Regions from separate parts of the Homo sapiens genome. Here region 2 is linked to region 1. A link is a contact called in ENCODE Hi-C or POLR2A ChIA-PET data. All regions are on one chromosome and are shown on one strand. The core of a region is the stretch at or near the end of the contact, and the rest is flanking DNA. Distances in the headings are between cores, read along the strand shown. Region 1 holds the start of LINC01728 (long intergenic non-protein coding RNA 1728). Region 2 overlaps TOX2 (TOX high mobility group box family member 2).

Evidence for each region. Hi-C counts contacts between places; a loop is a spot of excess contacts on that map. ChIA-PET counts read pairs that join two places held with the same protein, here RNA polymerase II (POLR2A). Pooled maps may share reads with other maps.
Region 2: a pooled map of right lobe of liver shows a loop between it and region 1 (2.1-fold over the local background). The contact joins the enhancer-like site here to the promoter of LINC01728 in region 1. A Hi-C loop is called at or near these places in 1 of 168 maps with a recorded cell type or tissue (sciatic nerve), 1 of 37 single-sample maps with no recorded cell type and 2 of 50 pooled maps. POLR2A ChIA-PET finds 5 or more read pairs at or near these places in 2 of 52 experiments (AG04450 and MCF 10A).

What each region holds. Positions count from the first base shown.
Region 1 is chr20:43,891,915-43,896,561 of GRCh38, forward strand. It overlaps LINC01728 (long intergenic non-protein coding RNA 1728), which reads left to right and starts at 2,804. Exons shown (of 2, transcript NR_134577.1): 1 at 2,804-2,883; 2 at 3,109-3,554.
Region 2 is chr20:43,952,764-43,957,604 of GRCh38, forward strand. All of the region lies in intron 1 of TOX2 (TOX high mobility group box family member 2), which reads left to right. Among named protein-coding and RNA genes, the nearest start is that of TOX2, 40 kb to the left of the region's middle. RefSeq lists enhancers at 1,876-3,075, 2,687-2,736, 3,209-3,843. Within about 2 kb of position 2,495, at least 8 of the 41 ENCODE cell types and tissues checked have a DNase peak (open chromatin) inside an H3K27ac peak, as active enhancers do.

The DNA of each region.
Region 1 (4,647 bases), core at 1,554-4,053:
TGATAAAAATGATGGACAATAATAAAGGTTGGCGAGGATGTAGAGAAATTGGGACATGCCTACACTGATGGTGGGAATGTAAAATGGTGCAGCTGCTTTGAAAAACTCTGGCAATTCCTCATGAAGTCAGACATACAGTTACCACATGAACCAGCAATTCCATTCATAGGTATATGATCCCCAGAATTGAAAATCTATGTTCATACAAAAACTTGCACAGAAATGTTCATAGCAGCTTTATTCATAATAGCCAAAAAGTAGAAAGAACCCAAATGTCCATTAACTGATGAATGGATAAACGAAACATGGTATATCCATACAGTGAAATATTAGTCAGCCTTAAAAAGGGATGAACTACTGATGCATGCAAAACACAGATGAACCTTGAAAACATTTTGTTAAAGAAGCCGGACACAAAGAGTCACATATTGTATGATTCCATTTATGTGAAATGTCTGGAAAAGGCATATCCATAGAGACAGAAAGAAGATTAGTGGTTGCCAGGGGCTTGGAGAAGGGGGTAATGCAGAGTGGTTGCTAATGGTTACAGAGTTTCTTTTTAGAGTGATGAAAATGTTCTGGAATTTGATAGTGGTGACTGTTGGACTACTCTGTGGATGTATGAAAAACCACTGAATTGCAGTTTAAGGGTAAATATTATAGTGTGTGAATTATATCTCAGTTTTAAAAATGGGACGGAGTTGTACCTAGACCTCTAATGTGCAAGGGACTTCCTCCTATGTCCTACCTCTATCACCTGGACATGTCTAAGTGGCCCTCCTGCCATCACCTTGACCCCTCTTGGTCCCTGTATTAGTCAGGTTTCTTCAGAGAAACAGAACCAATAGGATATCAACATCAATATTGGCGTTGACACCAGTATCTATATTGACAAAAATATTGATATATGGAGAGATATAGACACATAGAAAGACCAGCTGTTCACCCAACAAGCTCCTTCCTGTCCCCTTTGGGAGCTCTATTCTTTATACTCCCAGTAACTAGCTAGGATTCCATGACTAGAATCATCACTTCTATTTCCTTCTTGTTGTGAGGTTAATGAGGGGATACATATTGAGCCCAGAACCTGGCCAGTCCAGGGACTGTGGATGTCCTGGTGAGGGTGACTGGCGACAGCTCCTGAGATGTAGAAAATGAGAATCTATGGTTCTTTGAACAGTGCCTGGCTCCTGAGACCCTAACCTCTATGCATTGACTAGAATATGCTCAGCTTTCTTAAAGACTAGAATTAAAAATCTAATAATATTACAATTCTGCTCAAAACCTTCATCGACTCCCCATTGCATTCTAAATAAGAGCCTAAGTTTAGTCTAACATTCCCTTTTCTAGAATATTATCCCAGTCCACCTGTCTAGTCTCCTGTGCAATATTCCCTCAGTAGCTGTCATTCTTCTGCAGGACACTTGACCAAACATTCCAGAAAACCTGGCGTCTCCATCATGCATTGAACATGCCATTTGGCACAATGCCATTGAGAAACTGGACTTGGGATATAGGGAGACCTGCTCAGGAAGTCCAGCTCTGCCAAAGACTAGCTGGGTAACCTTGGGAAAGTCACTCTACCTTCTGTTTAGTTTCCTTATTTGTCAAAATGAGGAATGAGTCTACCTGTCTCAGTCGGTGGTCACAAGGTTTAAGAGACATAGAGCATGTGAAGAGCCTTAGAGAACTAATTTGGCCTAGTCTAGCATCCCCTTCCTGCAGGAAGAGGCCCCCTCTCCTACTCCCTCCCTCTGGTTCTGTGGGTGGCCAGTCATTGCCACTTTTACTTCTCTGGACACACAGGTGAGGAAGTGGATCTCTTTGGGAACTTTCAAGTTGGAATTAAAGAAGGATCGCCTCTTTAGGATGGAAGAGCCTGGAAGATGTGAAGTAGGGGGGCAGTGGTGCCCATGTGGCCCAGAAAGCCAGTGTGTAAGCATGGAGAGAGTCCAGGCGGCATTTAATTTTGGGTTCTGGTTATTTCTGCAGCCAGCTGCAGCCCCTTCCACGTAAAGCAAATTCACTCATCAATTACCCTTTTACCCAAGCTGGATTAAGACAGGCTTCTGATCCTTGCATGACTGATGAACTCAGGAGTGAGGGATTGGGGGACCCTTCCCAGACTCCTCGTTGCTCCAGGTTTGTGTTCTTATTCTCCACTCTTACCTTTCCCATGAGATCTGAGGCTCTGTCTAGGCAGGGAATTAGTCATTTGACTTGCTCCTCCCTTTGAGTCAGCTTGGGGTTCAATCAGTGTTTGGGCTTAACCCCTGAGGCTCAGGCAACATCAGCAGGGCAGTGAGAGCCGTTGCTCAGGGAGTGGAGGTACTTAGAAAACTTTGAGATAGGTGCCAGGACTTCTGCCAGCTTCCAAGGGAGAACTAAGTTTGGACTTCTATGAATCTCAATGGCTAAACCACCTTCATTTCCACTCAGATGCACTAAATCCAAATTTCTGGAATCAAGGCCTGAGAATCTGCATGTTTTTCAAGCATCCGGGTGATTCTCATGTGACCTAAACTTGACAATCTCTGGGCTGAGTCTTTTATGAAGCCCCGAGTTCATCGTTTTACTTCTTCAGATTCCTGAGTACAGCAGTTTGGGGAAAGTTATAACCAAAACAAGCCAGCGAGCTAGTTTCTTATGCTAATGGTCACACAGATCTCATAATTACATGGAGGACACAAGTGTCTCATAATTAGCGTCTGCTGTTCTGTTCTTGGGGGGCAATTGTTCTGCAACAATGGCCAGGCTCAGTGCTGGACCACCAGCCTCCCTCAGCTCACTCCCCTCCACCACATTCCAATCTCATGAGAGAAGAGCCCCTAGTTCTCAGGACTTTAACCCTCTTCCTGCCAGCACCCCCAGGCCAGTGCTGAGGTAGGGGAGGTTCGTGATCTGATGCCGGGCATCCAGAGGGAAGTGGGAGAAAGAAATGTGGAATGACTGAGTACTGGGGGCAGCTAGCACTTTGCATTTAAGGCTGTGTTTCTCACTCAGACCTAACGAAGCATAACTTACAGGGTTGAGGCGCAGGAACCCCCCTTGGTAATTCTGATTTTACTAGGATTTGAGACTCACTGACCAAATCTTTACCTCTTTCAGGCTGACAAGTTGTCTAAAAGGGCAGGAGGACTTACTCCTGACATGCATCTGCCACCCAAACCATCACAATAGCCTTCCGCCTTCTCAGTGGGAGTACGAGTGACCCTGCAGCAGAAGGCAGCAGGAGGTGGTGACAAGAATACACGTCTGGCCCTAAAACCTGGGTCAGTCACATCCTGGCTGCCATTCACCAGCTATATGATTTTAGGAAAGTGGATTCACCTCTGAGCTGCAGATTCCTCATCAATAAAATGAAGACAAGAACACCCACCCTTAGTATTTGGGTATTTAGACTGTTTCCATGTTTTTTTTATTTCTTTTATCATATTCTTGGCATTACGAGTTTAGCATTCAAGGTTCTGACCAATAAGTGATCCCAGGGGTGTTCATGAAAATCCCCGGGGAAAGCTTTTACAAAATAAAGAACGGAGTCTATTGAGCTGGAATTTGTAAGGGCATGACTCAGGAATGGAGTATTTGGAGAAAGTTCTTCAGGTCTTCCTAATGCACACTTTTATCTTTTATTTTTAAATTTTTTTATTATTCATTATTATTTTTTTAGAGACAGGGCCTCACTCTGTTGCCCAGGCTAGAGTGCAATGGTGCAATCGCAGCTCACTGCAGCTTTGACCTCCAGGGCTCAAGTGATCCTCCTGTATCAGCCTCCCAAATAGCTAGGTCTACAGGCATGTGCCACCATGCCAAACTAATTTTTTAAACATTTTTTTGTAGAGACTGGGTGATACGGTTTGGCCGTGTCCCTGCCCAAATCTCAACTTGAATTGTATCTCCCAGAATTCGTATGTGTTGTGGGAGGGACCCAGGAGGAGGTAATTGAATCATGGGGGCTGGTCTTACCCCTGCTATTCTCATGATAGTGAGTAAGTCTCATGAGATCTGATGGGTTTATCAGGGGTTTCCACTTCTACTTCTTCCTCGACTTTCTCTTGCTGCCACTACATGAGAAGTGCCTTTAGTCTCCCTCCATGATTCTGAGGTCTCCCCAGCCATGCGGAACCGTAAGTCCAATTAAACCTCTTTTTCTTCCCAGTTTCGGGTATGTCTTCATCAGCAGTGTGAAAATGAACTAATACAGTGGGTTTTGCTATGTTGCCCAGGCTGGCCTCAAACTGTCCTCAACTCATCCTCCTGCCTCGGCCTCCCAAACTGCTGGGATTACAGATGTGAGCCACCATGCCTGGCCTCCTAATGCATACTTTTATTCAAACTCATCTGTGAGAGGCCTGGAAGGACTTTGACATGGTAAAAAAAAAAAAAAAAGTGTGATTTTGCAGAGGCATTGATTTAAATTGTGTACACTGATAATGTTAGAGCAAGTTTGTTAGCAGGGAGTGAGCCCAGGCAAGTACCCAGCATAGACCTGTCTGTCTCCTTTCTAAGATTTCCAAAGGGCTAAACAAGCTTTACTTATTATCTTATTTAATCCTAAATTTGTATTGCTGCTCTGGGCTACTCCCCAGGCCCCTAGACCCATATATCCAGCTACCTGCCTGATCTCTCCACTTGGATGGGAATAAA
Region 2 (4,841 bases), core at 1,245-3,744, 61 kb after region 1:
CTCCAGACATATAGGCAGACTGAGACACAGTTAGTCGGTACTTACGGGACTCACTGTGGGTGGCTGAATAATGACCCCTAAGTATAGCTAGGTCCTAATCTTTGAAACCTGTGTATGTTACTTTAAATGGCAAAAGGGGCTCTGCAGATGTGATTAAGGGTCTTGGGATGGGGAGAGTATCATGGGTTGTCTGGGTGGGCCCTATAGGATCACAGTGGTCCTTATAAGTGAGGAGGGGTTGCAGAATCAGGAGAAGGTGATGTGAGGATGGAAGCAGAGACTGGGGTGACGGCTATGAAGATGGAGGAAGGGACCACAAGCTAAGGAACACAAGCAGCCACTAGACACAGGGAAAGGCAAGGAAATGGATTTTCTCCTAGAGCCTACAGACCAGCCAGCCCTGATGACACCTTGGTTTTAGCCCAGTGAGGCTGATTTTAGACTTCGGGCTTTCCAGAACTGTAAGAGAATATGTTGTTTTAAGTCACCTGTTTATGGTGATTTGTGACAACAGCCCTAGGAAACTAATATATCACCTTCAGTCAGAAAATCATTTGAGACCCAGTGCATAGAAGCCGCCTCTGTCTGCTCAGACAGAACTGACCCCTTCCTCCTGTCTGTTGTGGCGCCCCTTGTACCTGTCTGTCATCACGTTCATGCACAGGCAGAGGTGTCTCTTAACATAGTCCTTCCACTCCCAACCCGCATGCTCCAACATGTATGCCCACACTCTCAGCCACTCTTTGAGCCTCTCATTGCTTGGGCTGATCCGGGTTGGTGTGTGTCCACGTCTGTAGGAATGCAGGGCAGGCTGGTGGCAAGGTCAGTGTAAAGGACTTGTCTCTGGGGAAAGGGCCCTGGCATGCCCCAGGAGTGGCTCAGTTGGCGGGAGAGTAGAGGCCCTGTGGAAGATGGTGGGAGGGTGAAGGATGGGGCTGGAGAAATCAGCAGGGACCAGGTCAAGCAGGACCTTAGGACCAAGAGAAAGAGGTGGATCTTTGTTTTGAGGACAGAGAGGAGCCTAGTAGGATTTTGAGCAGGGGGGCGACTATGGATGACTGATGACTGGGTTCTCCTGGTTTGCGACTAGGTTAGAAGACTGTCTTTGTCCTCCCATCTTCTGGAAGTCAACTCTATGCCAGACACTCCTGAGCTATGCTTTTCACAGGATTTCTCATGCATCCATTTTATAGAGGAGAAAGCTGAGACTCAAAGAATGGAACCTCATGGAATCCATCCTCCACGTGGCTAGCTGAGTCATCTTTTAAACTATAAATTAAAGCATGTTACTCCCCTGCAAGAACTCTCCAAGGGCTTCCCATCTGGGATGAAATCCAAGTGCCTTATGGTGGCCCTAGGACCCCAAATCACGTCCTTGCCTCGCCCCTCTGCCTACTGTGTCCTGCCTGTTATTCCCCCTGCATGCGAGAGCTTCTACTTGTGGACCTCAGGGACTTTGCATTGCTGCTCCCTCTGCCTTAAATGCTCCCACCCACTACTTGTTGCCTGACAGCCTCCTTCTCTCTCTTCTGGGCTCCCTCAGTTTAATTGCTGCCTCTACAGAGAGACCCTGTCTCCACACTTCCTGTGTTTGCTGCACAGCACTTAGCACAATGCAACGTGTGACCACCTTTGTGTGTTTGCTTGTTTGTTGCCTGCCTCCTGCAGTGGACTCTGAGGCCTGCAGGGGCTGGGACTGTGTCTACCTTGCTTCTCGTTGTGTCCCAGCCCCCAGGAGCTGGTATGAAGGGGGCACTCAGCGAACAAACCTCTGCGGAAAGATGAAGGATGGGTCCTGTGTGCAGAGGGAGCTCTGGACCTTTGAGGGTGGCTGGAGGCTCCTGGACCTGCCTTGGAGGACAGACACCAGGCAGGGGCCAGCTGAGGAGGAGTGCCAGTGATTTCTCTGGGCACCTGGGCAGCCCCATTCCTATTGCACCTGGCCTTGACCCACTCCCTGTGCTGTCTACATTCTCTGTCACATTAAATGCTCTGCCTGCCATTTCAGCCTCTGGGAGGATCCACGAGGGTGTGGGGAGAGACGTCAGACCTGGGTTTGGATCCCAGCTCAGCCACTTAATAGCTATGAGACCTTGCACAATTCCCTTTAACTTTCCAAGCCTCAGTTTCTTCCTATGTAAAATGGGCATACAGAGGGACAGCCTTCTAGCACGTGACTCCTGGTGCTTGATTCGCTTGAAACTGCCTTATCTACAATCCAAAAAGCCCTGCGACGAGAAGTTGTTTTGTCAATATGCTGCAAACTCATTTGGCCCCCAAAATCTGACCTGAGCTGACGCGAGGCTCTTTGTAATCTTTACTCACCCCACTTGTGTGAATATTCATATGTTCCACTGCAGAAATATGAATGTGTTCCATTGCAGGTGTTGCCTGAGGCTCCACTGAAGCTATGGCATAATTTGCAGAATTTGCACTTCATTACTTTTCTGAAATTCAAACAAATTCTGAAACTGCACGAGTTCTGGCTGAGAGCTGTGGATCTGTGCATGTGAGTAGCTGCTGAAAACCCTCCTGGGTCACAGGAGGGCCCATGGGGGCCTCTGGCAGCCATCGCAGAGCCTGAAACCCGTTGTTTCCCCTTGGCTGGCTTCTGGTTTCTTGGCAGCCAGTGTCTTCTTAGCCACCTGGGGTTATGTTGGGTTTTGCTGGTTCAGGGGCAGGGGTTAAAGCTTAGGGCAGGGTGAGCCGAGGTACTCAGACATTTCTGATGTGAATTTAAAAGGAGAATTTTTTTTTAATGAATCATCAGAAGAAAGAAATCAGAAGGAAGTGTGTGACCAAGGAGAGGAAATTAGGGTTTGCAAATTGCATGAGTCACCCCCTTTCTGACTCCTGGGTGATCCCTTGCCCTTGGCACTTTTCACTCATCTCTGAGACTCTCAAGGCCGTATTCTGCATAACATGCTGGGGCTGTCATGGTTTTATTCTGGCTCCAAACCTGCTTCTCATTCTAGCCATCAGTATAAATTTCTAGTTTTGAATCACTGCCACGCTGTTTTACTTATTATTGTGTTAGCCAGTGTTTCTTCCCTGCCCAAGCCCTGCTCAGACTCCCGTTTCCCCATCTTAGTTAGCATCTACAACCCATTCTCCACCCAGAAGCCAGAGGCCAGTTTCTGAAGTGCAGCCCACATTCCGGGTTTCAGTCTCATCTCCCCAGTGTGGCCCTTGAAGCTCCCTTGTGATAAGGCCCTGCTTGCCTTTCTGTCTTATCTTGCACCGCCTTACTATTCCATGAATGGGCCCTTCCCTCCAGCTCCCAGGCTTTGGCAAATGCTGTTCCCACTGGCCTCTGCCCTCGCCTGGCTAGTTGTGTGCATGCTGCGGGTAGATCTGCTTAGAAGCCACCTCTTCCGTGAAGTCTTTTTACAAGGCCCTTGTCTAGGCCCCACGAACCTGGCTTCCCATCTACTTATCACCCACCCATATTCTGATTCCTGGTCCTGTCCCCTTCCCTAGACCATGAGCTCCGGGACAAAGACTGTGTGTCCACCAGGTGCAGTGGCTCAGGCCTGTAATCAGTCCTAGCACTTTGGGAGGCTGAGGTGGGTGGATCACCTGAGGTCAGGAGTTCGAGACCAGCCTGGCCAACATGATGAAACCCCATCTCTACTAAAGATACAAAAATTAGTTGGGCATGGTGGCGCATGCCTGTAATTCCAGCTACTCAGGAGGCTGAGGCAGGAGAATCGCTTGAACCCAGGAGGCCGAGGTTGCAGTGAGCTGAGATCATGCCACTGCACTCCAGCCTGGGTGAGAGTAAGGTTCTATCTTTAAAAAAAAAAAAAAAAAAAAAAGACTGTTTTCTGTATATCACTTTACCATCCCCAGCACTCAGAGTAAAAGGCTGTTTTAAGCAAGACTGTTTTAAGCCCTTGAGTGCTCGTCCCCTGCCTCTGGCTAGCTGTGTCTGCCTAAGAGTGGCCACCATATTGTCTTCCATTAGGCTGGAACCCGTTTCCCATGTCCGCAGTGGTGTGAAATATCCCAGTTGCATTGCAGTAAGTTTATTTTATGTGCATTTCCCCACTTGCCATTGAATCAGGTGTCCCTTTTTTCCCTTCCATATTTGTTTCTTAAGATATCGCCTCTTGTGTGACTTTTGTTTGAATCCCATGTCTTTTTGTCTGTTGGCATCTTGCTTTCTGTTTAATGTGACTGAGCCATTTCTACCTTGTATATATTAACTGTCTTATAGTTGGTGCTGATATTTTCTTAGTCTGATGTCCTTTTCATTTTGGTTTTATTATGTTTTCTTCCACAGAAGATATTAATGCATATATATTTGAATCTGTCAATCTCTCTTCCTCTGTGATTGCTTCGAGGGCTGAAGAAGTTATCCTGCTCCACAGATCTGATAAACATTCTGTTCTGTTTTCTGATTGTTTCCCTGTAACATGACTTTTTATGTTTAACTCTTTAATCCATTCGGAGTGCATGCATTTTGGTTGGTGTCTTGCAGTGGGTATCTAGTTCACTGTTCCTAAATAGGGACAGGATAACCCTCTTGTCCCCATTCTGTTTATTATATAATTAGCCCTTGTCTCTTTGTTTGCAAAAGGGGAGACAAAATATAGTAGCTGTTATAAGCGTGAGCTTTAGCAGAATTAAGATTTTGGCTTTGCCACTTTCTGTGTGAGCTATGAGCACGTTGCTTAAATTGGGCTTGTTTTTTCCTCTGTAAAACTGGATGATATCTTCCTCCTAGGACCGTTGTCAAGATTGAGCAGAAGATCATGTGCAAAGCACATCACATGTTACCTGGCATAAAGTAAATGCCCTCTTTTTTTTTTTTTTTTTTTTGGCTTAAACAAATATTT